3 separate regions of the Homo sapiens genome follow, and regions 2 and 3 are each linked to region 1. The links are chromatin loops, found by intact Hi-C in ENCODE. Cell type or tissue: Calu3. All regions are shown on one strand. Links, peaks and the distances in the headings refer to the core of each region. The heading gives the core; the rest is flanking DNA.

Region 1 (11,039 bases), core at 4,099-6,598:
GTTCTAAATTTAAAGACCATAGAAAAATTATCTAAATAGTTTCTGCTTTAATATTGTCCGTCTTTACCTTTAATATTTTGCTTTAATATTGTCCTTATCTTTACCTTTAGTATTTTGGGGCATATTTATATTATTTTCTGTATAAAGGATTTTCAGATGCAACTTCAGTGAAATATGAGTTTTGACATCCATGTGTTATGTTCATATGCAATTTTGTCATCTAGTTAACTTTTATTGTTATAGTTACTAAACAAAACAAAAAGTGATTGGCATATTAGTGGCAAAGTTCTGATATAAATTAGAAAATTATAACAGAACTGAAGGTGATCATCTTAGAACATCAAGGAAAAAATTTTTTCAACTTTAATTTTAGGAAAGCAATTCTCATTTAAAGTAGTATTTCATTGATTTTTTTTTATTTTAACAAACATAAATTTAGCAAAATAAAAATGTTCTATTTTACAATGAAACTTTTCTTACTAGCAATGTTAATTCAGTAAATATTTATTGAACATTTACTATTGTCAAGGCAATTAGATAAATTATTTATCCTAGAAATATTTTAGATATACAATTATTTTTAAATAATTGAAAGCTAAATAAATATGAAGAGGATCAAACTTTATTTCACCTGCATTCATTACAATATATAAATACACCTATACATTCCTATATCTATGTATGTTAATATAGTTAAATATAAATATTCTTTACTTATTTATCCTTTGGATATATGTGTATATTTACATCCATGTGTATATACTTTTTACAAGTAAATGTGCAGATGTGTATAGAGAATTTTGTATTGACTCACATTTTTTGATAATTGACTGAATAATTTCATCCATAGTATAGGTTTTGGTGAGTGATTTGTATCTGTAAACACTCAAATAACAAGCAACAAACTATTTTTTAAAATCCCTTATCATATTATAAATCCACATAGCTTTTCCAATAGTCTTTTTAGCAATAAGAGAAAAATTACAAAGCTCAATAGAGTTGTCATAACAAAAGAGGTTCATAAATTTTTCTTTAATTACACTCCGTGTTGCCTCTCATAAAAGTAGCATACAGCTTCTACTATCGGATTGAATGCTTACCAATTTGGAAAATGTTTGTTGATTTTTACATAAATACTTTCATTTAAGAAACTAATGATTTTTATAACATTTCTCTTTAAAGAAATAATTTATAGGCTGCATTGGAAAGCAAATACATTCTACAGTATTTTATTTGTTATCAGTTCCTTCATATGTGACTACATGAAACAAAATTTGTATGCTATATTTGCAGAATAAAGTAGAAAATACATTTTGCATACCTCAAAGTAAAAAGATTCTGTAATACAATTTCTATATGTATTCCTTCTCTCCAAAACATATTTTATTATAACATGAACATTTTAGTAGTTAACATTTTTATTTGTATTGAATTTTGCCAATTAGTTAGCCAATTTTATAATTCATTTCAGTTTTTGTTTATATTTAAATTACAGTTTACTTAATATTTCACTAGGTATTTGTTTCATAAAAGATGATTATATTAGTGAATCACAAGGATCTGAAGGAATTCTTAACATAGTTCTCATCCCAAGTAGCTGATAAAATAGATGAATTTCGTTTAATATTATTCCATGGTAGTTCACACATGAACTAACACATTAAATAGTGCTTTCAGCTTCCACTTAGTGTAGGATTGAATAAAACATGTGCTGAATGAAAACAAATGATGCATAGGAAGTATCAATCTCTGTGAATATTTCTCTATAAATTCTATTGAAGTAAGTTTCAACTAGGGAAACTATGATGGCTTTGAAATTCGTTTTTATGTGTTGAGGGTATGCAGTACATTTACTAAAAAAAAATGATTATCAAGTGATAAAATGGTTGATTTTGGTTAAAACAACTTCTCTAACTTCTCTCTTCATACATACCCACTTAGCTATTGCCACACTAGCTTTGATTCTTCTATATACATGTATGCCCTAGCTTTAGGGCTCTGATCTTTCTGCCTGGAACTATCTTCCACCAGATACTTTTATGCTTAGTGTTTCACCTCCTCAAGTCTTTCATGGCCAAAATAAGATTGTAAATATTTATCTACATTATCTATTTCCCTTCCTTGGTTAATATTTCTCATTAGCACTTGTTACCATCGAACGTGTTCGTGTTCTATGTATTTATTCTGTTTCCCCATTTGAATATAAACTCAAGGAAGGCAGATTTTATCCTATGTTTTTCATTGCTATACCCCTGCACTTGGAAGACCCAGCTGGTCCCAAAAAGACACTCAGTAAACACCCTATGAATGAAGGATATCAGATGCTTGTAATGCACAAGGCCCATGTCACTTTTCGGGAGTGCTACACTTGTGTTGGTTTTAATCCTTCTGTAAGAGCTGGAAAACTAGTCCTAAGAGGCTGCAGCAGGCAAGCATTAGCTCACAAAAATAAGGCAAATCAACTGAAGGAAATTGGACCAATGAGTATAAATATCCTACAACTTCAAGTCACATTAAATCAAACTCCCAATAGTAAACACTCCCTCACACTGCTTCCCAGCCTTTTCATGTTGTGCTACAGATAGATAATGATAATATTTAAGTAGTATATTGGGGTAAACTGACAAAGCTGTGGCCAGAGGATTCTGCCTCAGGACATTCCATTCCAAGCATTTAATCACACTTAAAATCTAAAACCCTTACTCTGATTTACTATTTATATTATCTGACTCCTGATTGCCTTTCCAGCTTCAAAAGATGGTCTTATTCTTCTTGCCCTCCTGCACATGCCTCATTTCTATTACTGAAACAAATTAAGTCCTGTCTTGGGGTATTTGTACTAGCTGTTTCCTCCCTCTGAAAGGCTTCTCCGTCTTACCACCATTCTACTTATTCGTAATTCAGATCATAACTTAAATATGTCCTGCTTCGAAAGACTATTCCTTACCATTCAATCTAAAGAAGCCAATCTAAAATAGATACTCTCTCCCACATCACACAGATGTAATGTTCTGCACAAGATTTACTAACATCTAATGTTTTTCTTGTGTATTATATATATATATCAATGCATTTGTTTATTCTGTGTCTCTCTGGGCCAAGAATCTCTCACTTCCTCACTGCAAGATGGGTGTAGGACCGAGAACAGTGCTGGACACATCATAAGTGTTTAGTAAATATTTAAAGTGGGTAAAATTAATTTCCATAAATAAAAACGTGTATTGATATTGCCAAGTGCCTTAGAACTTTGTCAAAAGATAAAAATGATTTTTATATAATTTCAATAAAATAAAAACCTACAGAAGCATTATTATACAGTGGTTTCAGGTCAGATTTTGGCTTAAGAAAGACCTACTAACTATTTTCTGGGACAACTTACTTAACTTGCAAATCCTTCATTTCTTCGTATAGAAAAAATAGGGCAGGATAGCTAAGGCATAGGATTTTCCTAAGAATAAAATTAAATACTATATATGAAATACTATGTGGGTGGCATAGGTAGGTAAGAAAATCTCTTGAACATGTCCCTAGTGATGGAGGGACACTATTCAGACAGGCATCTAAAATGATTCCTTTTTAAATTAATTTACCTATCCATTAATCCATTTAATAAAAGTTGAGAAACTTCTGTTTCCTGGAAAGATGCTGTATATGAGACATAGAGAAAAGAATTTGTATTAATTTTCAAAATTAGGTTTCTTATGGAGAGAAATATGTAAATAAGCAATTAACAGACACTTTAAGAAGTGCTATGTTACTGGTTTATACAAGGATTTCCCAGGAAGTATGAAGGCAGAACTCCATCTGATATTCTTTTCTTTTCTTCCTCTTCTTTTTTTTTTTTTTTTCTTTAAAAGACAGTATTTTAACTCTGTCACCCAGGCTGGAGTGCAGTGGCCTGATCACAGTTCACTGAAGCTTTGAACTCCTGAGCTCAAGCATTCCTCCTGCATCAGCCCCCTGAGTAGCTGTGTAGCTGGGACTACAGGTGTGTGCCACCACAACCAGCCTTTTTTTTTTTTTTTGTAGAGACAGGATCTCACTATGTTGCCCAGGCTGGTCTTGAATTCCTGACCTCAGCAATCTTCCTTCCTTGGCCTACCAAAGTGCTAGGATTACAGGCATGAATCAGCAGCAGATCCAGCCTGATATTTCTTTCTTTCCTTTTTTTTTTTTTTTTTTTTTTGAGACAGAGTCTCGCTCTGTCACCCAGGCTGGAGTGCAGTGGCGCGATCTCGGCTCACTGCAACCTCTGCCTCCCGGGTTCAAGCAATTCTCTGCCTCAGCCTCCCGACTACCTGGGATTACAGGCCCCCCCCACCACGTCCAGCTAATTTTTTTGTTTTTAATAGAGATGGGGTTTCACCATCTTGGCCAGGCTGGTCTTCAACTCTTGACCTTGTGATCTGCCTGCCTTGGCCTCCCAAAATGCTGGGATTACAGGCGTGAGCCACCGTGCCTAGCCCCAGCCTGATATTTCTAATTGAGGTGACTCTAAAAACGAACAGCAATTTCATGGTATATAAATAATATATACATAATTTATATTATAATATTATTATATAATATTATATAATATAACATAATATCATATATTATATATATTATATAATTATATTATATATATTATATAATTATATTATATAATATATTATTATTTATATTATATATAATATATATTATATTGTATATATTCTATATAATATATAATATATAATTATATATATAACTATATAATTTCATGGTATATGTATAATTTCATGGTGTATATATATATATATATACCCACACATACACACACAGCTAACAAAAGGTAAGATTTGGATTTTTAAACTGAAATTTCCCCTGATGGAGAACGCTTGTTTATGTCTTGTTAAATATTTAGGCAATACTCAGCCTAACAGATTATCACATATTGACATAAAATGATGAAAGGACTAGGGACTCTGTCTTGGCTCTTAAAAATAACATCCTAATTCAAACTTACACCTGCAGCAAGCTTGAAAAGGCATATTTAATAAATTGAAAAAAATAGTGAATAATGTGTTACAGTTTGAAGGAGTTACTTGAGAGAGCTTCTAGGTTAGCTGGGGGATCTTCCAAACTCCAGCACATAATTAAGAGCATTCTATTAGATGTGTGTGGAATCCTCTTGGAGATATTTTGAAAATTTATTTATGGGATGCATCAAGTTTTATTTAATGTTTAAGACCTCTGAATTTTCTCTGAATTAGAAATAATCCTTCTTTTTTTCAGAAAACTATGATCTTATACAATCCAAATGGTCAAGGGCAATGTAACTAGGTCGTGAAACAACTGAGTTTCTACTATACCAACTGTGATAAAGTTTATAATAAGTAACTAGTTGTCTGCTGGTTTTCCTGTCTTCTTTTTAAATTATGCAAGAGGCTAATAAAACAGTAAAGTAATAGCTCTCAGGTTTCAAACTGTTGTAGTTATTGGCTATATCCCTTGTGGTCTCCCTGCATACCTCTTGGGTAAGGTTTCCTCTCTAGGGCTGTCAGCCAACATGCCTTTGCTTGAGTTTATGGTAAAACATTTTTTTTTTTTCTGCACTGACATTCTGGAGCAGGCTGTGTGTTTTGGGTCGAGAAGGCTGCATGCAGTCCAGTGTGATGGCTGCAGCCCACTTGCTAACCTTAGAGACAGGTCTTGTAGTCTCGTGTCCCTCCCTTGGGAGATAATTAGGATCAGATAAGCTCATGAGGGTGGAATTCTCGTGAACAGGATTCATGTCCTTATAAGGGTCCAGAGTGACTGCCACATGAGAACCCAGTGAAAAGACAGCCATTTATGAAGCAAATCCTCAGCAGACACTGATCTTGGACTTCCCACCCTCCAGAATTGTCAGAAATAAATACTTGTTGTTTAAGCCACCCAGACTATGGTATTTTGCTCTAGTAGCCTGAGCAGATTAAGACAGATACCATCCTTCTTCTGTCTCTACTTGTGTTTAGATTATTAGAGTATAATTTTCAAAAAGTTAAAAACAGGAGTCTCATGCAAATTTAAAATGAATCTTGGTCAAAGATTTTATATAACAAAGTAATTAGGTTACCAGTAACACGTTAAAATCATTTCAAATTGCATTTGAGGAATTAGATATTTATAAGGAACAGAGAATGTTAGAATAAGATTACAGGAGTTATCTGTTGAACAGATGTAAATAATTTGCATCTCTGCTGTAAATTTTCTATAAGGGAACATCTGCTCTTACAGAATTATAAAACAGCCTCATTAAAAGGAAGTCAGTGCATCCTGCTGTAGCACAGTGCTCCACTGGAAGAACATGCAGTATTCTTTGCCTATTTCCAATATCTATATTATATTTCTATAATACGTGTCAATAATACGGGTTAATCATTGTGATTATTCTATTTCTTGGCCACCTACTCTATGCCAGGCACTTGGTCAGATGTTGGAATCCATTTCATCTAATGCCAAAAATAGCTGCCCAGTAAATTCTTATATAAACAAACTGAGACTCAGGGAAGATACATTTTCCAAAGTCCAAACCATTAGTAAGTGGCACACCTGAGTTTTCTTTGTTCTTTTATTTAAAACTTACTATATATGCTATGCACTACTTTAAGGGATTTATAAGTCTTATACCATTTAATCCTAAAAATAACTTAAAGTGCCCTCACTTTATTTATGAGAAAACTAGGCATCATAGAATTGAATAATGTGCCAAAGATAAATTTGACACCATTACCTGGGACTTCCTAATATATGATCAGATAAAGAGACTTCTGCATCCTGTGGAAGTTCTGCCTCGGGTTTTCTTTTTTTTTTTTTCGTTTGTTTTCTCTGATAGCAATTTGCCTTCTTTGCCTATCTCAGTCAACCTTGACCTTTAATCCAGCACCTCTCTTCTTGCCTGTGACCTCTGAACTCTTGACTCTGAGTCTGTCATTTAATACACATGCTTTGTATTCTGGAGCTTCTTTCCACGTTACTGCGTCTGCTTCAATCTAATACCCAAATCCAGAATTTTAATTATGCCTTTTGCTTTGACATTAGATTTGTCTATGTCTGTCTCTTAATTGTGCTCCAGCAAGACAGTTCGGCAAGAATCGCTTAAATTCCATTTTTCAAAGATAAGGAAATAGCTTTCCTTTGTAATAATTGGACATTTAATGCCATGAGTTAGAATGGAAAGATACCTGAAATCGTCTTTCACAGAGATAGCCTGTTCACATTGTTTTCATTAATCATTCATTTTTTTTAAAAAAAGGATTTTACGTAATGCTTTTATATGCAAAACATCATGAAGCATAGTTCAAGAATACAGAGATTAAAAATTAGACATTATTCTGAAATGGATTCAGCCATTAAGAACATTATACTCACTAGAAAAACTACACAGAAACATGAAATGCCTTGTTTCTAACCTTTGCACCACTCCTTTCCCCACAGTAGAAATATTTGACTCCTCACCTATGTTCTGGTATCTTGTCAGTCTTTACTCATTGCTCCTATTTATTCTACCCAGTCTACATCATTAGGTTCAGGCTTCTTACCTGAAACCTCAACTGCACCTCAATTCCTAAGCCAAGTTAGACAGAAGTGAGAAGCAGATTTATCTGATCTCCACCACTCTCAGCCTATCCCCAGCTCAGACAGATTTAGTTGTATCTTCTTCCAGTGTCACTTCTCTGTGAACTAAATGCCTCACTGCTGACCAATGGGCTTTCATTTTCGGTATGAAAGCTACACTTGCCTTCACCTCAGAGCTCTTATTCTGTTTATGGAACCGCTGTACCTGGAATCCTGATTCTCGACTCCTTGCTGCATTAGCTGGAATTATGTTCTTATTCTTAGCTACAAGACTAGATTGGGTCTAGAAGTTTCTATGAAGTTGTGAAATACTTATTTAGCACCTTAATATATGTTAAGACACTGCTACAAGTGTTTCACAAATACTATAAGGAAGGTACTATTTTTATCCCCATTTAATATGTGAGGTAAATAAAGGATAGAAAAGTGAAGTAACACAGGCAGTTTGGCTCAGAGTTCATGCTCATAATGACTATGCAACCTGTCTCCCTAATTATATCTTGCATTTACAGCTGTGCTTTCATTCCCAGCCACTAGAGCACCAGAATTGCCCTAATGTTGACAAACTCTTAGATTCCCCATTAGCACCTGCTCTAAAGATGCTACTTTATCCTGTTCTTTGTGTTATATTCCCAGACCTCCCAGGTTAAAATTGCTTACCTGTCATCATGCGTTCCTTATTTAGAGTTCACTTTCCCAATAGTTACACCCAGATCCCCTTCTTTTCCCTATCCAGCATTCATCAAATGTTTCTTCCCAGTTCCAGTATAGACCTTCTAGCTTGCCTCTTTCTCCTATTCATAGGTAAAATCCTTAAATATATATGAGATAGTAACTGTAGCTCAATTCAAGGACCAAAAATGGTCAACCATTAGATCACCTGATCCATCTTTTAGCCTTTAACCTTATGAATCTGATCTTGTAGGTACATGTCTATACCTATATTAAATGTATGAATAACATATATACATGAAACTTAGACAAAATAGAATAATATGTTGAAAGCAAAAGAAAATGTTTCATATGAATATTTGAATGTTAATATAAAGTTTCATTCATAAAGTACTGACACCTTAAGAATGGATTAGAGATCAGTGATAGATTTTACAAATTTGGCTTACAAATATAATGTTTATAATGATATTATTTTAATTTTAAGTAAGTACATTTATATTCATAAATATAAAAATCAAACATATACACTTTTAATTACTATTCAGCATGGTAGAAAAATATTGCAATTACTAAAGACTAGAATATAATATTCTTAATAGGCTTCAATGTCAATATAATATAGAATTGTTTTAAACAGTTCCTTTTTCTGATCTGAAAGTTGACAATAGATTCTTGAAATTAATTAATTTGGATTGACCTTTTTCTCATTTAGCCTGATGGCACCAACAGAAAATGAGAAAAGATTGAATACTCAGAATGCTTAGATAATCACATTTCAGGAAAACAAAAACAAAAACAAAAAACATTGTTTAAAGTCCCCCATTGAGCACTTTTTCTATGTTAATGAGAATTCCCATTTAATTCTCATAACACTTTGAGAAAATATTTATCCCCATTTGAGAAGAACTGAGATTTAGAAGTTCAGTAACTTGTCTATGATAATACATGTTAATAGTGGATCCAAGAATAAGACTCAGATCTTGCCAACTCACAGAACATTCTGTACCATTCACATCTCCTCAAACATTATGATGCCAATGTAAAAAAAAATCTCTTAGTAAAGATAAGCATACTAAGATGTAAATGGGTATGAGAAATGGAAAATGGCAAGATTGTTGATTTCTTCATTATAAAATAGGAATGATGGCTTTTTGCAATATCACAGTCAAAACCATAAAAAATATTTTATACTTCTGTATTTAATATACTATTTAAACATAGCAATGAAAGAATATTATTTTGACTACATTAGCTTAATTTTAAAAAAGGAATATTTTAATCTAAATTCAATTTGACAGTAAAATAAAAGAGTATTTGAAATTCTGAATACTTATATGCCCTGTAAACTTGCTTCTCAGAATGTGCTTCAGTGGCCCACATAGGTAATATTTTTAACTGAATATAACCATATTACATGTGGAAAAGTTTAGAGCTTGGTAAAAAATCATTTGAAATGTGTAATGTTCAAGCAAGAAATATTTAGTAGGGTACTGTACATTAGAGATGACAGAATATTTACTAATGGCAAAAGACAAGCCATGTCTTGGGTTCTTACCTTTCACCTTCTAGCTAGTATCACAGGCACAACAGGATTGTTTTTTTCTACACTGTAGCCAGAGTGTGCATGTTTTTCATACAGGGCTATTTTAATATTCATTTATTCACTTTTGGATAATGAAAAATTCTACTAGTCACTCTAGGCAATTTATCAGCATTAATGATAATGCAGCCAGAGTAGCATGAAAGGAACAAATTAGAACATGGATTTAGGTAATTATATATTGTTCTAGTTTAGCAAAAAAAAAATCATGTTTTAAATCCGAATACCATTATTCTTTAGTAAAATAAATCATATTGGATTTCAATACATTGCTAATTGTTCAGGTTTCTTTTTAAGGTAGAATAGTATTTTAACAAAATTTGTTATTGGATATTTATAGTTGTACTGAACAGCTCTTATTATATAGTTCCCTAGATTAGTCTATTTAAAGGCGTTTGAGGAAACTAAGCTTTCATTTAAAAATTCTGAAGCAAATTTGATCAGTACATCTATTGAATAGCATCTTGAATCTCCGAGGATGTGATCTAACAGAATCCCAAAACTAGGTTCCTTAACAGCAGAGTCTATGAATTATGAAAATTGATGACAGATAGATCTATAGATGATAGAGATGCAAATATGGAGATATATATAAACATATATTATGAAATACATATATACATTTTTTTTGTTATGGACTGATTTGTGTCCCCAAAATTCATATTTGAAGTCATAACCCACAGTAGCTTAGAATGTGAATACTTAGAGATAGGGCCTTAGGGAAGTATTTAACATTAAATTAAGTCATTTAAATGAAAGTACACCCTAATCCAACATGACTGGTGTCCTTGTAAGAAGACGGAAAACATGCACCGAGAAAAGGCCATTTGAGGGCACAGTGAGAAGGCAGCCATCTGCATCCATTGGAGAGGACAGAGGCCTCAAGTGAAACCAGACCTGCTGACACCTTGATTTTAGAATCCCAGCCTCCATAATTGTGTGAAAATAAATTTCTCAGTTTCTCACATGGCATTTAAGCCACCCAGTCTGTGGTATTTTGTTGTGGCTGCCTTTAGCAAACTAACGTATTGCCTTATGATCTATTGAAAGGTTCAAGTAAAAAAAAATAAAGAAAATTTAATAGGGCTTCAAGAAGTTAGGAGTTGTCAAATATTCTTTTTATTTTCTTCTTCTCTTGCTTTTGTTAATAAAGAATTTCTGGGGTAGAAAAACAACATTTTTT
Region 2 (11,039 bases), core at 4,121-6,620, 110 kb before region 1:
TGAACTTGCTACAGCTTCATTGTTGCATCGTACCCATCAAGACCCAACAGTGGAACTACAAAGACAGGTGACTTGTTTCTAGAAAGCAGGTCCTAAGCCCTGCTTTAAGTGTGTTTATCTGGAGGGAGGAGCAAGAAGAGAAAGCCCACATCTACAGATCAAATTACCCTAAAAGAGAGACTATTGGAAAGGCTGAGCTTTCATATTTCATCCTTTTGCCCAATCTTACCAAGTAGTTAAGGCACTTCTGTTGTTGAAGTAAAGGTGCAGAAGATAGAACAAAGTCTAAAAATTCTTCTCCCATTCTTCTAAAAGGGTAGAAGTTCATACTTTAAAATTTAAGATGGGGACACTAGAAGAGAAAGAAAATGGTTCCCCCAAAGGGAAGTATAAAGGATTGATACATGAATTGTATATTTATTCTCTCATCTTTTAGTCATTAGTCAATATTCTGGTCTCTAAGTTAGTAGATGGGATTGAAGTTATTGTAATAAATTAATATAATAATGTGACTGTGTAATTATATAAATATAATCAAGTAAATATAATACAATATATGTTATATAATCCATATAACATAGCATTTATTTTATAGCATTCTTTTGATATCTGCTGCTTTAGTAACTTGCAATTTATTGTTTTATTACATCTGCTATTAAAATGAACATCAACTATTTATTTTCATAAATAAGAGAATCCTTTATTTTAGTAGAGAGAAAAATTTTAAATAGTTCTACCAATATCTAATATTAAATGTGTGTGGGTGGAGAAGAATGAGGAGAAAGGTTGTATCTTAATTCAGAATTAGAAAGGCGACAAAATAACCATTTTCTATTACAAAAGACGTTAACTCTATGACATTAATTTCACCATGGGAAATCTGTAATCTTCATTTTAGAGAAATTAATTGGTAGCAGTACTATTTATGAAGTGCTGTGTGCTCAAATCCTTGAAGAACTTTCCTACATTATGATTAGCCTAAGATGTCTAGCCTGGAGTGTTTCACATTTTTCTAGCTTTGTGATTACATCCTCCCACTAGGTATCTAATGAACTGAAGTAGACCGCCCTGCATTTCAGCAAATTCAGGAGTAAGGTTTTATGAGTATTAAAAAATAATTGAAAATGTCAATATTCAAAATGTTTCATAGTTCATATATTTTATGTCCTCACTACAGTGCCTATGCATATAGCTTAAAGCATATCAACAGAGGGAAAACACTATATTGCAGCAAGAAGCACCCTCATCCATGAAAGCTGTAAAGCTCCTTACTCTTTTTTTTTTTAATAGTTATAACCTTGTATGCAAGTCACTGTGAATTTTGCTGGCAATTGTGGCATTTCTCATCAGAGAGTAAATTCTTCTTCAGGCTGGTAAAATGACATCTGAATAAGAAGGCAGAAAAAAATTTTCAACCTCTTAAAACAACTTCTAAAAATTGCAAGTAGACAGTATCATGTATTGCATAATAGTTACATAAAGCAGATTACCTAAGATTCCCTACAGCTCTAAAACACCATGCCCTGACATGTCCTGATTGAGATTTTTGAGATTTTTACCTGTATTCTAGAGATACTGAGTCAGCAGCTAGAGTAAGTTGTCACTAAATGATGCTTTTCCTGCACTTTGGCAGATAAGATCAGTATCTGAAAACCTCAGCCAATGTAGAAGCTTGAGAATGGCATGTCTTCTGAAAAACAAAGTTTATTAAAATATTAGTTTGTGACTTAGATAACTCATTCTTAAGAAAGCAGGAATGTGGCAGCAAGGGTAGAAACAAACATAGAAGACAATGCTTAATAAAGAAGAAAATATTTGGCCAGGCACAGTGGCTCACGCCTGTCATCCCAGCACTTTGGGAGGCCGAGGCGGGTAGATCACGAGGTGAGGAGATCGAGACCCTCCTGGCTAACACAATGAAACCCCGTCTCTACTAAAAATACAAAAAATTAGCCGGGCGTGGTGGCAGATGCCTGTAGTCCCAGCTACTCGGGAGGCTGAGGCAGGAGAATGGCTTGAACCCTGGAGGCAGAGCTTGCAGTGAGCCGAGATCGCTCCACTGTATTCCAGCCTGGGCGACAGACCGAGACTCTGTCTCAAAAAAAAAAAAAAAAAAAAAGAAGAAGAAGAAAATATTTTGCATGTTTTCCCTGACATAGTCTGGGTCAGGAAACATTTTCTATTAGAACTGTTTATTAGGGCAGTTTTCTTCTTTACCTGTGCTTCTCTCTATTCTGTAGACTTTCAAAAGCTAGGTTGAATCTTTTCACATTATAAATCAAGGTGAAGCTGTATTATTCCTCTTCTGAGTGTTGTCTTGGTACTCTGGAAGTGTGTCTGACTCTCATTCATTATTTCTAACAATAAGCCAAACTCCAAAGTAAAAAACTGTGGTTTCTCTTCTCAGTTAATTCTTATAAGTTGCCCAATGAATGAGAATTTGGGCATGACTCACAAATAGGAACTTATTGTGTTTAATCTACATTCTGCTGTCTGTCTTTTCATATTTCCCTTTTCCTGCATATTGACGTATTTACTGATTTCTCTGTTTTTTTTTTCCCATTAAAAAACACAGCTTGGCATTAGTTTATGCTCAGTAAATGTTAATTACTCCACCTCATTAGCCTTGACTGGACTAATTTGTTAGTCAACATAGCTTATTCTCACTAGTTTCTTATTCAAAACATCTTTAAACAAAGCAAAATTATTTTGAAAGCAAAAACATATATTTTCTTCTGTCTTTTAAAATGACAATTGTTTATTACATTAATAATCTCATTAAAATTCTTGTTATTTTTTCTTTGTCAAGAACAAGTTAGACAGAAAGTGGTTTTTGTATGCTCAAATTTTAATTTCTTGATTGGGTGAGTTCTATGGCTATCTGTTGCTGTTGAAATTTGATAGAACTTCTCAGGGAGAGAGTAAATAGGAAAGTAGTGGGAATGTAGATGCAAAAATGGGTACAGAAATGATTAGTCCAGGGATGAAGCAACATCTGGATTATACAGGAAACTGGTCTAATTTAGTCAGCACTGGAGTCAGAAAGGGAAGGAGGAGGAAATTTGGGAATGTTCAATAGGGCATGGGTTTGGATGTGCAGAAAAGAGACTGTAGTAATTGACCTGACATGTCTGATCATTGAAGAGAACCATCAGAAAATGAAGCAGGAAATAGTAAGAAATGGGCTTAATGTTAGGAAAAATAGCTCCTTCAGGAAAGAGATGTATAAGAAGGATGCAGTTCACTGGTAAGGTATAGGCAGGGATTCTCAGGGAACTAATGCAAAGGGAGTGGGTCATTCAAAGAACCCTCATGGTTAGAGTAACCGTATTCTGGTTTGTCCAAGACAATGCCAGTTCACAAAGTCATTCTTGCATTATTAATGGTTCCCTTTCTCCCAAAAATTTACAGTTTTTATCATGTTTGTAGTCAATACTCAAAAAACATGTGTGAGGAGGCTTTTGCTTGTTAGAACTATGAAATTGCTTTTAGGTTGGCAGAGCACATGAAAGCCATTTCTAGACTTAGTTTGAAGGGGATGACATCTCTTGAAAAGAGTCAGCACAGGTTAATAAATAACCCTTAAGAGCTGCACTGGATGGTTTAAGGCCCAACTTTTCACCACGGATTATTTGCATGACCTTGGGTAAGTTACAAGTTACATAACCTCTCATTTCTTCAGTTTTCTCATCTGCAGTGCAAAGGTAATAATAGTATCTACTTCATGTAATGTGGTAAGGCTTAAATGAGTCAGTGAAAAAAAAAAGTGTGTGTAACATTGTGGCTATTTACTGCTAAACTGGTTCCATTCTGCATCCAGTAAATGTAATTCCTACGGATTTTCAGGTGGCTCTTTGATCTGCTGCATTAAAATGTGGTTACAGGAGAAACTGGTAATAAACTAAGAGTTAGGCCTCAAATAGTTTAAAGCACTTTTCAAATGCAAAATATTCTTAACCTGCATTAATTTATGAGTTGGGTATCATTTTGCTCTTAATGCTTTAGAAAATGATTTAAAATTTTTAAGATTTGACTCATTCTTCAGATTAATTTTTTTCCTATCTCAACATCCAAGTATTTTCTAGAGGATTATATTTTTGGTGTATTGTGGAACTTTTCTGATTTTACAACACACAACATAAACAGAATCATTCTCTCATACCTATTCGTCCCTTCCTTCAACTTTTGCTGGATTTTCCGTATGCCTTGTTATTGTATATCTGGTCAAGCCATTTGGTACAAAACATTTTTTAAAAACAAATCTTTTTTATTTCTTGGTCATGTTAATCTATTCCAAGAGAGTGCTAGTTATATTCCCTCCTTGGGCATAAAATCTATGTGTTGTTGTCAGTTTCTTTGTTCTGTAATTATTACTGCACTCCTTTAAGAAAATTTAACTATCTGATGAGCCTAATAACATTACTTAGTCACTAGAAGCTTAAAGGTAACAATATAAAATGTATATTTTTTATATTTTCAGTACTCTTGAGACTCAGCCAATCTTTCAAGATTTTGTGTATTTGTCAAGCACTCTATGACCTCGTATATTATTACACACTATACATTCTCCAATATATTATTATAAATTGTACCACCATTCAAATCTCCTTCCTCTGTTTGTGTGTGTGTGTGTATGTATATATATATATCTTCCAGTGTGTGTGTGTGTTGTGTATATATAGATAGATAGATAGAGAATATATACATAGATATAGATTGAGAATATATATATATATGTATAGAGAGAGAGAGAAAGAGAGGAAGACAGATATGTAGCAACTGGGTATTACTAAACTTCAGAGTTCTTAAATTATACTTGCTTTACTGTGCATGTTAAAAAATAATATCTAAGCCTAAGGCATTGATTCACATTTTTACAGCAATTACTGGCAGTAGCAAATACTATTACCACTAAAGAATGAAGACATTCCTCATAAAGACTACTTTCCCCTCCCTCATTCCACTCCAGCCACATTGGCCTTCTTATTGTTCCTTGAACACACAGAGCATGCTTCTTCCTTAGGGTATTTTGCCTTAGCTCATTTCTTAGACTAGAACATTCTTCCCCCAATTAATTTTACATATGGTTACTAACCCCCTTCCTTCAAAAATTTGCTCAAATGTTACCTTCCTCAACTTCACTACTCTACACTATTTAAAGTTGCAACCTGTCCCCCACACCACTTGTTTCATTCCTATTATCCTGCTTTTTTTTTCTCTGCATAGCATTTTCATACCTTCTAATACATGATACTATCTAATTATTTATATGCCTATGGTTAATATCTGTCCACCCCAGCCAATATGTAAGTGACAGAAGACAGAGGTTTGCATTGCTCAACAACATATTTGTAGTTGCTAGACAAGGGGTTAGCAAAGAGCCAGACAGTAAGTATTTTAGGATTTATAAGCCATATAGTCTCTGTCTCAATTAAACTTTGGCATTGTGGCCTGAAAGCTGGTATAGACAATATGTAAATGAATTGGTGTGGAGCTATTTCAATAAAACATTATTTATGAAAACTAACTATAAGCTGGATTTGACTTGTGGACTTTTGAGACAATATCTGGCACATAGAAGCTCTTAAAGAATATTTGTTAGGCCGGGTGTGGTGGCTCACTCCTGTAACCCCAACACTCTGGGGGGCCGAGGCAGGCAGATCATGAGGTCAGGAGATCGAGACCATCGTGGCCAACAAGGTGAAACCCCGTCTCTACTAAAAATACAAAAAATTAGCCTGGCGTGGTGACACGCGCCTGTAATCCCAGCTACTAGGGCGGCTAAGACAGAAAAATCGCTAGAACCTGGGAGGCAGAGGTTGCAGTGAACCTAGATGGTGCCACTGTACTCCAGCCTGGTGACAGAGTGAGACGCCATCTAAAAAAAAAAAAAAAAAAAAAGAATATTTGTTGAGTGAATGAAATAGATTTATTGAAACCTGGCATATTTAGGATGTGAGCATAAATTACTAATAAATTTGCCCTTTCTCCCAATCCAAAATTGACAATCATTTTTTTCATTTAAAATATTGACACTGGCCTTACTGCCCATCATAATCAAAAGAGTTCCCTGTCCTGTTAAAACTATAGTGCCTGCTTGCATATGACAGAGGAACTGTGGTAGAGTAGTTATCAGAATCAGAACTAGGAGTGAAAGGCTGTCCTAGGCCAGAAGGCAACAAAACCTTGAATTCAGGATTCATATTAAATATATTTGTTAGTTAGTGCTTTTTTTTAAATTTAATTCCTGAACAACAAAAGTATATTTTCAGTATGTGAACATATCATGATTTATACAGCCTATAATGTTTTTCTTATTTCAACTGTGAAAAAAAAAAAAACCAGATTTTCTTATTTCTTGAGTTAATTGTAAACTTGAAGTGATGGCAATGGACTTGTAACTTATTTTCTCATTCTGCAGTACATTTCCAAGCCACTATACAAATGCTGAGTCATTAGTGTCATAGTGCTGTGTCTATTTATAGATTTTTTTTATGAGTGTTATTAACCATAAATGCTCAATATGAAAAAAATGAAGGAAAGTAGCTTTGTCTAATCACAGTAGAACACTGGATTTATTCTATAACAAACTGAAGGGTGACTTAATCACCTCAAATTAAAACTTGTTCTTTATCTCACATATAAATTGAAATTCATTGCATTCTTATGTTTCCAATAAATGGCAGATTTCTCCATTGCCCAGTAACTTTAAGGTGATTGTTTGCTCACTATAAATAGAGATATGTGTGTTTATGTATAGAAATCCTTCAGCGTGAGAGTTAAATTACTCCATCTTAAAGAAAGAAATGCATTAATGTACAACCATGGAAGGTGTGATAAGTTTAGGTATATCATCCATCCTCACAGAATCTGTTTGCAGTTATTGGAATAAAATTATTTTCTTTATAGAGATCTATTTAATATTGTTATAGACACCTGCCCATCATAATGATTAAATTTTTATTGATAAAAACAATTATAAATATGTATAGGTACATGTGATATTTTGATACATGCAGATAATGTTTAATGATCAAATCAAGGCATTTTGGATATTCATTGCCTCAAACATTTATTATTACTTTGTGTTGAGAATATTCTAAATCTTTTCTTCTACTTATTTTGAAATATACAATAAATTACTGATAACTGTAGTCACTCTTCTGTGCTATTGAACACCAGAATTTATTCCTTCTAACTAACTGTATTTTTGTACCCATTAACCAACCCGTCTTCATCTCTCCTGCCATTCTTCCCAGCCTCTTGATAATCATCATTCTCCTGCCTCAGCCTCCCGAGTAGCTGGGATTACAGGCACGCCAGCACACCCAGCTAATTTTTGTATTTTTAGTAGAGATGGGATTTCACCATGTTGGCCAGGATGGTCTTGATCTCTTGACCTGGTGATACACCTGCCTTGGCCTCCCAAAGTGCTGGGATTACAGGTGTGAGCCACTGCACCCAGCCTATTTTGTGAAATATTATGTTTATTATGTGTTAGTCTTAATTTGATTTAATTCTTTACAATGGGGTGTCTTCGTTCCCTCTGAAACTGTTCCCCCATTTGTAGCATACTTTTACATTCAAGTAAATTATTTACCAATATGTTCTTAGCTGATATTACAAAGGCTTTATTCATTCATTCGTTTAATTATTAATGTATTAACCAACACTTACTGAATGTTTATCTTATGTCACAACTTGGTGATCAAAGGAGGATTCTTACTTAAACCATTATACTTTTCTGGGACATATATATTAGTAAAAAAATGATTTCCATTCCATTTAAAGAACACTGGGACAGATGTATGCATGGGCTGTGTGTGCATGCTGTCAGTGGAGCACCCCATCTGGCCTGCGGCAGTGTCCCCTTGGTTCTGATCAGGAGACCTTGAGCTTTGCCACTTAGCATCTCAGAAGTCTCCCTCAGGATCTTGACCTTGCTTCTTACTACATGTTCTTTCTGAAGATTTCCTCTATGAAGTCCAGAACTTTTATGATTTCATTTCCATTTCTCACGTATCAGTTTTTTTTATTGAATTCTCTCCATCTTTTACATTAAAATCTTTCTTTAGTTCATCATCTATCTAATAACAGATACTTACTTCACCAGACTCATCTTTGTTATCAATATTTCCTTTAACTTTCTTAGGTTGTCAGATTTTAAACGTCGACTTAGGTATACTTTAAAAAACAAGAGAAAAAAAGGAAAAAGTCGCAAATAATCCAGAAAACAATATAAAAATAATGTTATAATTCAAATCAAATACGCACTGTGAGCATTCAGTGTTTCCATGGATCTTCTAATAATTTTTTGTTGTTGCTTTTAGATTTTTTGTTTTGATTTGATTGCTGTTTTACTTTTTGCTATAGATATGCAGTTTTTATTTTGATGATGTTTTTCTTTTTCTCTTGTTCTTTTTACTCAAAGACCTCCAGTGATAAATGATATATGTAAGCATACATATCCTAACATATATATTTGTTTTTCAAACTTAGTATGTGGTAGTCATCATAATTAGATAAGACTGATGTTTCTCATTTTGATTATCAGGAAGGTTTGTTTGAAGCAAATTATTGTGGATTTTTTTATGTTTGCTGCATTTGTACTTCTTACACAATCACTTTTAATTAACAATGCATAGTTGTATATTTGCTAAATGTAAACACTATGTAAGGGGGTAGGAATTTATTGTTCAGAAGATGAGTGCATAGTAGCAATGAAGCACATATATCATATTTGATTTGTACCCTGGTTTTGTGGATCACAACTATGAGACAGTGGAAAAACCATCAATTCCATGTAAAATTGGTGCCCAAATGTTAAGTGATATTTATAGAAATTATAACTGGAAGCTAAGGGCAGAAAATGGCTCTAAGATATAAGTGGCAATAGCAGAAATATAGTATTGAAAGATATAAAAGGGTAGTATAAATATCTTATAAGTAAATTTCTTTCTTTCCCTAGGAAAAGGACATAGTGAATGAAGTCTTTTTTTTCTCCAAGTCTGACAGTGCCTCAAACATTCTAAAATAATCTTTTCTCCCCTATTAGTCATCACTTAAGTGTGAGTTTATTTGAAGTGATTTTGATTTACTGATAACTCATTTTAGTTACTCAGAATTAACTCCCTGCGGAAGACCTAATAACAATCAGTTTTATGGTCATGTGCATTACCTTTCCCCATGATATGGTTTGGCTTTGTATCCACACCCAAATCTCACTTTCAAGTGTAATAATCCCCACGTATCAAGGACAGGACCAGGTGGAGATAATTGAATCTTGGAGGTGGTTTCCCCCATGCTGTTCTCGTGTTAGTGAGTTCTCACGAGATCTGATGGTTTTATTTATTTTATATATATGTTAGGATATGTATACTTACATATATCATTTATCACCTTTGCTCAACACTCATTTTCTCTCCTGCCACCCTGTGGAGAGGTGCCTTCTGCCATGTTTGTAAGTTTTCTGGGGCTTCGCCTCCCATGCAGAACTGTGAGTCAATTAAGCCTCATTTCTTTATAAATTACCCAGTCTCAGGTATTTTTTTATAGCAGCGTGAGAACAGACTAATACAGTAAATTGGTACTGCATTAAGTGGGGTACTGCTGTAAAGATACCTGAAAATGTGGAATTAACTTTGGAACTGGGTAACAGGCAGAGGTAGGAACTGTTTGGAGGGCTCAGAAGACAAGGAAATGGGGGAAAGTTTGGAACTTCCTAGAGACTTGTTGAATGGCTGTGACCAAAATGCTGATAGTGATATGGATAACGAAGTCTGGGCCGAGGTGGTCTCAGATGGAGATGAGGAACTTGTTGGGAAGTGAAGTAAAGATCACTCTTGCTGTACAAAGGTACTGGTGGCATTTTGCCCCTGCCCTAGAGATCTGTGGAACTTTTAACTTGAGAGAGATGACTTAGGGTATCTGGTGGCAGAAATTTCTAAGCAGTAAAGCTTTCAAGAGAAAGGAGAGCATAAATGTTGGGAAAATTTGCAGGCTGAAGATGCAATAGAAAAGAAAAACCCGGCCAGGTGTGGTGACTCATGCCTGCAATCCCAGCACTTTGGGAGGCTGAGGTGGGTGGATCATGAGGTCAGGAGATCAAGACCATCCTGGCTAACACGGTGAAACTCCGTCTCTACTAAAAATACAAAAAATTAGCCAGATGTGGTGGCAGGCGCCTGTAGTCCCAGCTACTTGGGAGGCTGAGGCAGGAGGATGGTGTGAACCCAGGAGGCAGAGCTTGCAGTGAGCCGTGATCGTGCCACTGCACTCCAGCCTGGGCAACAGTGCAAAACTCCATCTCATAAAAAAAAAAAAAAAAAAAAAGAAAACCCATTTTCTGAGGAGAAATTCAAGCCCTATGCAGAAATTTGCATAAGGAGGTGAATGTTAATCACCAAGACAGTGGGGAAAATGTCCCCAGGGCATGTCAGAGACCTTCACAATAGCCCCTCCCATCCAAGGCCTGGAGGCCTAGGAAGGAAAAATGGTTTCATGGGCTGGGCACAGGGACACCCTGCTCTGTGCAGCCTTGGGACATGGTGCCCTGCATCCCAGCTGCCTCAGCTCTAGCCGTGGCTAAAAGGGGCCAAGGTACTCCTCAGACCATTGCTTCAGAGGGTTCAAGCCCCAAACCTTGGTGACCTTCACATAGTGTTGGGCCTGTGGGTGTACAGGAGTCAAGAATTGAGGTTTGGGAACCTCTGCCTAGATTTCAGAGGATGTATGGAAACACCTGGATGTCTAGGCAGAGTCTGCTTCAGGGGTGGAGCCCTCATGGCTCACTAGGCGATGGCCCAGTGGGGACTCTATATGGGGCTTCAACTCCACATTTCCCTTCCAAATGGGAAGATGGCCACCATATTCTGGATCCCAGAATCATAGATCCACCAACAGCTTGCACCGTGCACCTGGAAAAGCTGCAAACACTCAACCCCAGCTGTGAAACCAGCTGGGAGCTGGCCTTTATCCTGCAAATCTACAGGGGCGGAGCTGCCCAAGGCCATGGGAGCCCACTTCCTGCACCAGCGTGC
Region 3 (11,039 bases), core at 3,716-6,215, 540 kb before region 1:
TTTCTATTTTCTTGTGGTAAAATATTACATTTATTGTTTCTCCTTTAAATAAATAATTTATAAAGCATATATGATCAAGCACAGGGATTTTATGTTAGAAAATATGAGATGCTAGCATTTATACTTTGATAAACTAAAAAGTATATTAGTGACCCTTCACACTTTTTATCTGTCCTCACTTTCTTATTCATGTTTGTATAGTATTGTTTTTGTCACAAATTGAGTCATGCAATATGTTAGCAGCGAGGTTCGTTAGATAAACCTCAGCATATTTTTTTAAAAAGGGGTTTTAATGATATTTACTAGCATTTAATATTTCAAAGACTTGACCTTGAAATATTCAAGGTCAATATTTCAAATAAGTTCCCTTGAAGTTTTCTTCACAGTGAAGTATATGTTATGAACTATACAATTTGTCTAAGGAAAAATACCAGCAATACATTTTTGTTTGTTTTTCTTTATGTAGTTTCACATTTGTTTTGAGGATATTTTTCTATTCACTTATGCATCTTGCAAAATATTTATAACACAGATAAAATAATAATCATTTAAGGAAAACAAAGTAACCAGGATATGAAAAAAAATAAGATGAGGCTATGGATAAGGTTAAGGCACAAAAAGTTTACTAGTGTTATGACGGTGAATTGAAAATGTTATTTTGAGTGTCCTATTAGCATGTATGAAGAAAGAAAATCAGTTGAAAAATCAAAATATATATCATCAATCATTCAATCAGTGAATGTATTTTCTTAAATAAAATAATTCTTGTTCCTAAGAACTGAAATGTATTTTGCTCACATGTCTTCATAAGGTGCACATGATTTGAATCGGGAATAATTTGCTTAGCAACCCCCTTCAGTACAAGCTGAGACATCATGCTGCCAGTTCAGTATTAACAGTTCTAAACGGTGCCACGTCAGTGTGGCAAAAGCTTGGAGCCTTATAAGGAACGTACTTAATTCAAAATAAAATCGATTAACTTTTTTTATACTTTGTATTCCTCAAATAATTTCAATATGGAAATTAGGTAAAGTAAATATTGTCAAGAATTTTAGTCAGACAGAAAGTAATTACCATAAAGCTTAATAAAATATCAGATATTAAGCAATGTTATTTCCTGATGAATCCTCTGAAATGAGCTGTTGATGAAAGATAACCACTGGGTAACAAATAAGACAATTTTGCAAATGGCTGTTATCAAATAACTGGTTAAATATTAAGCAATGCATATTCTAAATAAGAATTTGGGTTTGTGTTTTGGAATACTTAATCTTTAGCTATTTAATCCATGGTAAACTAAAACAAGGTCCTGTTTCTATTTCGGCTACTCATAGGATTATCTTCGTAGTGGCAGAAGCTGATGGGAAATATGCACCTGGGTAATGAGAGTGATGCATCATAATTAAATGAATTAAAGTTAAAAGAGGGCTAAAACACATTTTAGTGTTACCCATTTGGAGTATATTACTTACAATACTGTTTCTTTAATTCTTACCCTGACTTCTGTGTTAGTACTGGGGTAGGTTGTACATAATCATTGGCAATTTATAGCTGGAGATCTCAGTTGATGGGAGTAGAACTAGCAGTGGCTTCAGGGTAGGGAAATGGAGAGATGATCAAAAGATACAAACTTTCAGTTGTAAGATGAGCACATTCTGAGGATCTAATATACAGCATGAATGGTGAGGGATGTGTTAATTAATTTGTGGCTATCACTGCACAATATGTACGTATATCAAATCATTACCTTTTTTTTACCTTGACTATATTCAATCTTATTTATCAATTAAATATTTTAAAATTCATAAAGTTAAAAATAGGTTGATGGAAAGGAAAATTGAATGCCTATAATGAGCCAGTCTCTTTTTGTAAACCCTCTCAACTTAATCCTCACAATAACTCTGAGAGAAAATTGCACCTTAATGATTCATTCAAAATAAAGAAACTACAAATTAATATCAAAAGAGAGCAGGCATTTTAAAGATAGGCATATCCAAGTTAGAATTCCAGCTCTGCCCACAGTTGCTTTCAACAAATGATATTTCTGAGCTCAGTTTCCTCATTTGTAAAATGACAATAATTATGTCTGTCTCAAAATATAATCCTATCTAAATGAGTGACATGCAAAGTTCTATTCTCAGTTGCCCAAAATAGGGTAAGAGCCCAGTACAAGTTGGTTACCATTCTTGAAATTTTAGACAGTTTTAATTCCTTGTTAAAGACGTTGTCCCATTATTGGTTATTTTTTGTAGACCCTAGTTTCTTAATGTTTTATCATTATTATAAATTATTTTAAAATGTGCTTTCTGATTTAAATGTTATTATCTAAATTTTATGTAACATTTTAAGTGATAATTTACTAGTACTAAATATTCAAAAATCAAATAGGACACTTTGCTTATAATAGGTGGTATATTTCTTTGTGTTAAAACCAGTGCATTTACCATAAAAAAGAATGAGTTCATGTTCTTTGCAGGGACATGGATGAAGCTGAAAACCATTATTCTTAGCAAACTTAACACAGGAACAGAAAACCAAACACCACATGTTCTCACTTATAAGTGGGAGCTGAACAATGAGAACACGTGGACACACGCAGGGGAACATCACACACCAGGGCCTGTCAGTGGGTTGGGGGCAAGAGGAGGGAGAGAATTAGGACAAATACCTAATGCATTCAGGGCTTAAAACCTAGATGACGGGTTGATAGGTGCAGCAAACCACCATGGCACATGTGTGCCTATGTAACAAACCTGCACCTTCTGCACATGTATCCCTGAACTTAAAGTATAATAAATATAAAAAAAATTTAAAAAAACCAATGCATTTAAATGCATGAACTTTTTTTCTGGTTGTTAGTCAAATGTCCAAATTGCCATAGCATATTTAAAATAGAAATTTATTTGAAAAAGAATAAATTTCTATTTTAAATACCTTAAAAATTATTAACCATTAATATTAACCATTAATCATTAATACTCAAAGAGAAATTATGGCTGTTACTTTGTATTAAGGTTGATATTTACAATTTGCAGAAGAGTTTTTAAATTAAATTAAAAATATATCTTACTTATTTAATGTTTTTGGATAAAAAGAATGTAATGGTCATTTGGATGATAGAATGAAGATATTTTATGTTGTTTTGGTTATTTATTTAGTATATTAGATCTGAAAACACCTAGGGCAGTGTCTCTTGGTATATATCCAAAGGAAAATGGGGAAGTAATGGCCCAATGATATCAATGAGGAATTAATTGCGTAGTTGCTAAATTATTTTGAGTTTGATGAACAAGCAATATAAAAATTCTGCAGTGAGTTAGGAACTCCTCCTGTGCCTATTAATTAGGGAGATAATTTTTGTTATTAATTTTTAATGAATAATAGTACAGCAGAGCAGAGATGAAACCCTAGTGGTTTTCCTAATACGAATGGTAATGTACAGAGAATTGCAACAACATTCACACAGGGAAAATTATAGAAATCAACTATAAATTTCTACAAGCTCTGATGTGTCTTGGTCAGAAAAAGTGTGTCTAAAGTATTTTTAATCTGATTATATAAAACTAAGAAACATACAGCACTTAATTTTTGAAGTATAACATAATGGTTAAAAATATGGATGCTGGCTCTGGAATTAGACAAATCTCAACCACCAGCCAGGCTATGTAAACTTGAGCAAGTTATTTAATCTTTTGCAGCTTTTCTTCTTCATCTGAAAATGGGCGCGATGATGTATCTACCTCATAAATTTGATGGAGAAACAATAAGTTAAAGCTTTGTAGAATATGCAATCTCATGTCCAGCATATATATTTTTAAGAACTACTGCTAATACCATTTTAAAAATATGCATGTAAAATGTGATATACCTGTATGTAGGCCAATCAGCATCTGATTCTGACAGATTTAGTGATCTTTCCAGTCTCTATTAGTGGAAAATCTTAACATTTTTAAATATAGAATTTCTCAAATTTTAAGTATAGAATGCCACAGCACATGCAACTAATTTTTATCATTTATTTCTAAGCTTATAAAATTATAGCACTAAATAAAATAATGGGATAATAAATAATATTTATTGAGTCTAGGTGCCAATTTATGAGGTAAATAACATCACTTTCTCATTTGAGAAAGTTGGAGCTTTGAGTGATAAAGCATTATAGGAATAAATATCCCAGCTAGACTCAAACATGGTATTTCTGACTCTGAGGCTCTGTAATTAGCCATTTTGATTCTGTTGACTAATAAAATTAATTCATGTAAAATGTTAAAATCACATGTTCACTGAAGCATTTGTTTTAAACTGACCTTCTGTTCTAATAGCTTTTTAAGTTATGGGCATCACTTAATATATATTTGTCTTTGACTTCACCTAAGAAGTTGGAATTAACTATGTTTATTTATTGAAGCATATACATTGTGCTGACCACTGGCCTGGGCACTTTGTTGTTTCAGGTTTTGCTTTAGTTTTAAGCTATAATTTCTAAGCATTTTGGATTATCTAATTTAATCCTCACAGCAATTCTCAGAAAGTGTTATCATTCTCTCTTCATAGATGAAGGAAGAGAAACCCAGAAGAGCACTGTTATTTGTGCATGATTACAGAGCTATTCTTGGGTTTCAATTATGCCTATGTGGCTTTGATACCCACTTACTGTTTCCACTATAAAAGCTCTCAATGATGTTTAGTTACTAGAAGGAGCAGTTATAATAGCGTTTCCAAATTTTCTATTACACTACAATTTTGATAACACTTTAGTGAGGATGAAATTGTGATCTCAGTTGTCACTTTGTGTGTTTCATCAGCAGATCCTATTACTCTGTATTTCTACTTCAAAAGGGATACAATACCTGTTATCTGCTTGGTTGCCATTAGATGGCAATCTTGTTCTTCTAACGATGATAGTAATCCTGTCATACATTTGTATTCAGCTTTATAGTTTACAAGCTATTTCAAATATGTTATCTCATCAAATTATCACAGTAACACTCTGAAATAGATGTTAATATACATCAAGTACAGTGGAGGGAGCAAATACTCTGGTTAAAGAACTTATTCAGCCAGTATTAACCTAGATCTTAACATTAAATGGCAGTTTCTTTTAACTGTTTTTCTAGACCTTGATGCTTCTAATTTTATGTACAGTTCTAATATACTTGGTTATATGTTTTCCAAGGCACTGAAAATCATAATAACATCTTAGAAGAGGAGAGAGAAGAGGAGAGAGAAGCAGCAGGGAATGAAGTATTGCTGTATTACAATGTGGCACACCATTACTTTTTAAAAACTATTATTGTAGTTCTTAATCATCAAGAAAAAATACATTCTGCATTATTCTGAGATGGAGAGCTGTATAATTCACTTTGGAAATATATCTAAACTCTTATTTATTCTTTAATTTATTGAATGAAAATAAACCCTCAGTTCTTCATATGCTTTAACTATCCAGGAAGTGTCATTTTATAATGATTCCCCATGGCAAAAATGTGAATATACCTTAAACTTTTTATATGTTTTTTATGTTTTTCCCCATATTCTTTCCCCAGGTTCTTGCAAAAGACTACTTAGATATAAGGATAGCTGTGCGAAAGGCTTTCCTAATTGTCGTACTTGAAAAAGCAGTAATTTATAGTCTACTAATTGAGTATGGGGACCATGATATTCCTTAAACACAAGACTATATAATTATCGATAATACATTTTTAGTGTAGATATTTCAAAATTTAATATTTTTTATTAGCTGTTTTTGCTCGACCAATTTACAAATTGACCAATTGATTAATTCATTAGTTTGATACATTCTTTTACACTCCCATTAAAAAATATTGAACTTATTAATTAAAATAGTAACATTCACCTGGGTGCACTCTTTTCATACTCTGTGTTAAATGATGTACTTAAGTGACAGAATAATGTTCTAACTGGGAGAGAATTTTAGAAGTAGAAGCTCCTCCTACTTCTTCTCCTATGAATATTAATAGTTTTAAATGTTTTGTTCAGGGTCACATAGTTTGCTTGTAATAAAGAGATGACTCTTAAGTAAGAAATTGACTAGCTCCATGTAGTAAGATGGCAATTATTTGATTTTTATGGTAGTTGCCAACAGACTAAATCATTTGCATTTCCTGATTTAAAAGTGCTTCTGCCTATCTATTTTGCCTTTCAGACTTTGCTATATTTTTAAGAGGATTGCTTCAGTGACAAAGAAGGCTTTTAGATGGAACAGTTTTCTAAATCCAATCAACAGTAGCTGAAAAATGTTTATACATCCTGACCTAATTTAGTATTAAATAACAACAATTTTAATGAAGTCATAGTATTTACTTGTAACCTGCTATTGTAGCATTTCCTACTGACATAAACTCTCTTCTGCTGCACAAAAGGGCAGTCAATGGCCCAAGTTCATTAGAGGATACAGTCAAAAGAAAAGATGTATTTCATTCGGCATGGTTTTTCTGGTGCAATTAGAAAAGAAAATATGTGTCTCAATATAAAATTTCATGGCCTCTTACAATTATGTGGTGACATCTCCATACAATTGCTTGAATAATGCCAGGAACATCAGCTGTCACTATCAAAATGAACAAGTAATTAAGAAAGCAAACGCTGGTCTTTCTTCTAAAGGAATAGAATATTTATGTATTTAAAGTTGTTCACCAACAAGAAAAATAACCACTGACATGAAACATAATTTCCTATCGTGCCTGAGGCAGAAAAGAGAAATAATAATGAAGATTCACACAATTACAACAAATTAGGTTGCAATTGTGCATACTAAAAACAATTATAGACTTTCTATTCATCAGGTCATATGATAGCATCTTATCTCTTTTATTTATTTTCTGATACTCTATCTTATTAATCACATTTTCTAAAAGCTTATGATGGAATTGGGAAACTCTTACTCTTATCAAGACCACATTTTCTGTACCCTTACATCATAACGTGCTAGCATAACCTAAAGTAGGCTAAGCCTTGTCTGGATAGTAGAATGATAGTAGATCTGATTGAAGCCATAATAGTGTTAAATGCTGGCTCTTCAACCTTTTGATAAGACAGTGTTCAGTTTATTGTTTACTGAGGTAAGGGAAAAACGCTACCTTGACTGAATTCTGGTAGTTTTCTGTAGAGGAAAGTACAAGATAGGATTTACTGAGAGTATGAATGTGGTTTAAGGCAGATGTTTCAATTGAAGGGTTTGTTTGAATTGGATAAAAATAATGATTTTTTTATCCTTATATCTATGTAGTCTTTTGCAAGAACCTGGGGAAAGAATATGGGGAAAAACATAAAAAGCATATAAAAAGTTTAGAGTTGTAGGATTGGCGGAAACAGTGAGGGGAGGATTTTAACATGAAGAATTTAATGACTCTTAGGGGTTGAACTCTCTGTTGATGCTTTTTATTGAAAAATTGGTGGGTCTTTGGGGACAGTCAGTGGTGTAAAATGTTTTGGAATTGTTAGGGTACACCAAAAAGACAATAAAATAGGAAAGTGATGTTAAAGTAGACAGTCTGCTGTTTGTGGGTTGGTGGTTTTGGGCCTCAGTCTCCCTACTGAGGGAGGGAGAAGGATAGAACATTTTTAACTAAAGGCATAATCAATCCAGATTTTCACTAATGTTTGAGGTGTTACAATCACATATCAGATTTCTAGGGCTCATTATCTCAAATGTCCATGAAAGTCAGTTTTTTCCTCTTGAATGACCTTTTTCTTTGTTGGAGAACTTGACAGGGCAGCAGATGTGCAAAGTCATTTAAGACTCTGGAAATCACATCTCTGAACACAACAACACAAATAGAAGGATTATTATCAGGGTTTGTGTCCACTCCTTGGCCAGTGGCCAAGAGTGCTCAATTCAACAACGGAATAAATTTCATCCCTATTCTGAAGAGCCCATAGAACCAGACACATGATCCTCCAGCACTTTGGGAGGCTAGGCTGGAAAATTGCTTGAGCCTAGGAGTTCAAGACTAGCCTAGACAATATAGAGAGACCCTCATCTTTACAAAACATAAAAGAAATTATCCAAGCATGGTGGCATGCACCTGTAGTCCCAGCCAGTTGGGAGGCTGGGGTGGGAGGATCGCTTACACCCAGGAAGTTGAGGCTGCTGTGAGTCATGATTGCACCACTGCACTCCAGCCTGGGCAACAGAGTGAGTCTCTCTCTCTCTCTCTTTCTATAAGATCAATGTCAAGTCATAGAGACCCTGTTTCGAAAACAGAAAAAAAAACACCAAACGAACAAACAAAAAAACACCAGATATGGGATTCTTAACCAAATTACCTAATTTTCTGCTATGTTTATTTTTAGGCAGGCGACTTTGGGTAACATTACAGAAGCATCTTCAGGCTGTGTCTCAAATGGATATTCGGGATAAGGTTTAGATGGAAAGAAATCTCTCATGAACTAAAATATTTTCAAACTTTGTCCCAAGTGCAGTACACTCTCAACAGCCTCAAAATGACAGGGTAAACAGGAGCATTACTGAGAGATGGATTAAATCAGCTTATCGTTGTAAATTCTTCCATATTCGATAATGATGACTTGGGAAGTCTCTTTTGTTTTCTCCTTGTGAGATTTTGTCTACTTATTGAACATCAGTATATGCACTGAAAGATCTAGTTTTTTTCACATATCTTGGCATCAATAGTAACTTGGGCCTGCTCCCATATGTAGAGCATTCATAGATCAGAAAATAATTAAAATATATATTATTTGGTGTAAATAATGATAAAAATATTGAATGAAAATGGAAATAAAAATTATCAATTTTACCAGGTGGTTCTTTTTATTTATTTATTTATATTTATTTATTTTGAGATGGAGTCTTGCTCTATTGCCAGGCTAGAGTGCAGTGGCGTCATCTCGGCTCACTGCAACCTTCACCTCCTGGGTTCAAACGATTCCCCTGCCTCAGCCTCCTGAGTAGCTGGGACTACAGGCGCGTGCCACCATGCCCGAATAATTTTTTGTAGTTTAGTAGAGACAGGGTTTCACCATGTTGGCCAGGATGGTCTCAATCTCCTGATGTCGTGATCTGCCTGCCTTGGCCTCCCAAAGTGCGGGGAATACAGGTGTGAGCCACCGCTTCTGGCTCCACCAGGTGATTCATTTTCTTTTTTTATTAACCTCCGCCTCCTGAGTTTAAGTGATTCTTCTGCCTCAGCCCCCTGAGTAGCTGGGATTACAGGCAAGAGCCACTATGCCCGGCTAACTTGTTTGTATTTTTAGTAGAGACGGGATTTTACCATGTTGCCCAGGCTGGTCTTGAACTCCTAACCTCAGGTGATCCGCCTGCATCGGCTTCCCAAAGTGCTGGGATTACAGGCGTGAGCCACTGCACCAGGCCTAGGTGGTTCTTTTTTAATAACACATTTTAATGAATGAAATATTGGGCTGGGCGTGGTGGCTCACGCCTGTAATCCCAGCACTTTGGGAGGTCAAGGTGGGCGGATCACCGGGTCAGGAGATCGAAACCATGGTGAAACCTTGTCTCTACTAAAAATACAAAAAATTAGCTGGGCACAGTGGCGGGCGCCTGTAGTACCAGCTACTCGGGAGGCTGAGGCAGGAGAATGGCGTGAACCCGGGAGGCTGAGGTTGCAGTGAGCAGAGATTGCGCCACTGCGCTCCAGCCTGGGTGACAGAGCAAGTCTCTGTCTCAAAAAAAAAAAAAAGAAAAATTCACAGTATTTTATTTTTTACATCTATGATATTGATGTGTTAATAAGGTGTTTTAGCATTGATTAGCAACTTTTTTTTCTTTAAAGAGGTACATAAAATGTGCGTCTTGCAAGTAATGCTGTCTTAGTTCCAAAAATATATTTTAGATAAGAAATACAGGAATCTGAAAAATCCATAGGGGTGATTTATTAATTCATGTATCATTGCCTTCAGATCTTGTCCATATAAAGAATTGTGAACAGCCTCCATTTCTCATTATACATCCTTAATAGAATCATGTTTGCTTTTTTGTTTTATTTTCAAAGGTAAAATATGTATCATCCTCAGTATACCGCTAACTATAATACTCATATTTCTTTACATGCATACATGAATTATATGGCAAACTTTATTGTTTTATGCCTATAGATGCATTTATATATGTAGATTTTGTCCAATCCCTACTTACTATGATCTTCACTATTCTCACATATAAGATACTACACTTGAGAGAAGCTTTGATTACTAAGAATTACATTACTCATAGTCTACATTTTTATACCCCTGTGAAACTAGAAGAAGCCAGCTTCAACCATCCCTTAGAATGATTGTCTCCAAAGTCTACTTCCAGTTCAGTCCTCTTTCCTGATGTGCACATACATGTATTTCATGGCCTGCTAGCAATTTTATCGGATGTCAATTATATGCATCAGATTTAACAGATCCAAGATTAACTTTATTCTTCCTGCCCATAACTTTGTTTTTGCTTCATATTTATTTCCTCTTTTGTGAATAGCACCAACATCAGTGCTGACTTCAAAATTTGAAACCAGGTGTCACTAGTTTTAACGGATTCTACTTTTTACCTGTTCTTAATTCTCACATTTCTTTTTATAATTTTTGTTTTAGTCTTTATTCAGGCCATCGTTTTCCTCTAACTAACTTTATGTGATCCAGTTGGTCTTTTACGGCCCTTGGTCTGGCATCAGTGTCCATTAGTGCCATCTTTGTTGTTTTTTGTTTTGTTTTGTTTCTTCCTCTCATTCTTCATACAGAACTCAGAGCCCCTCTCAGATTTTATCTTTTAACCCACTCTATAAAAACTTTCTATCATATAAACACTTTCATGATTAGTATTTATTTCATTTTAGATTTTGGAGTGATAGGGAGGAATCACCTGGTGCAGGTAAGAGCACAGCAGTTGAAAATGCATGAAGGAGAGAGAGAGAGAGAGAGGAAGAGAGAGACAGAGAGTATTCAAGAGTTTCATTTTGTTATCTCTTCTGGACTTTACTCAGTTTCTTCCTTGTAGCCATGTTCTTTTCCAAATTTTGAGCACTTTGAATTCTTGCTTTTCTTAATTCAAGCAA

The links. Peaks named below come from ENCODE experiments on the same cell type or tissue, not always from the same donor. Only the 100,000 strongest peaks of a DNase experiment are listed, where the experiment ranks them.
Region 2: it touches region 1 in a loop (2.1-fold over the local background); 3 of 110 quality-filtered maps call a loop at or near these places.
Region 3: a loop joins it to region 1, with 2.9 times the contacts of the local background. A loop is called at or near these places in 2 of 110 quality-filtered maps.

What each region holds. Positions count from the first base shown.
Region 1 is chr4:90,952,935-90,963,973 of GRCh38, forward strand. The region is part of intron 9 of CCSER1 (coiled-coil serine rich protein 1); the gene reads left to right. Among named protein-coding and RNA genes, the nearest start is that of CCSER1, 830 kb to the left of the region's middle. In Calu3, for the core only: no CTCF peak of the experiment used is centred there; a DNase peak (open chromatin) is centred at 5,527.
Region 2 is chr4:90,839,480-90,850,518 of GRCh38, forward strand. The region is part of intron 8 of CCSER1 (coiled-coil serine rich protein 1); the gene reads left to right. Among named protein-coding and RNA genes, the nearest start is that of CCSER1, 720 kb to the left of the region's middle. In Calu3, for the core only: no CTCF peak of the experiment used is centred there; no DNase peak of the experiment used is centred there.
Region 3 is chr4:90,414,422-90,425,460 of GRCh38, forward strand. All of the region lies in intron 4 of CCSER1 (coiled-coil serine rich protein 1), which reads left to right. Among named protein-coding and RNA genes, the nearest start is that of CCSER1, 290 kb to the left of the region's middle. In Calu3, for the core only: a CTCF peak has its summit at 4,884 (motif pointing right); no DNase peak of the experiment used is centred there.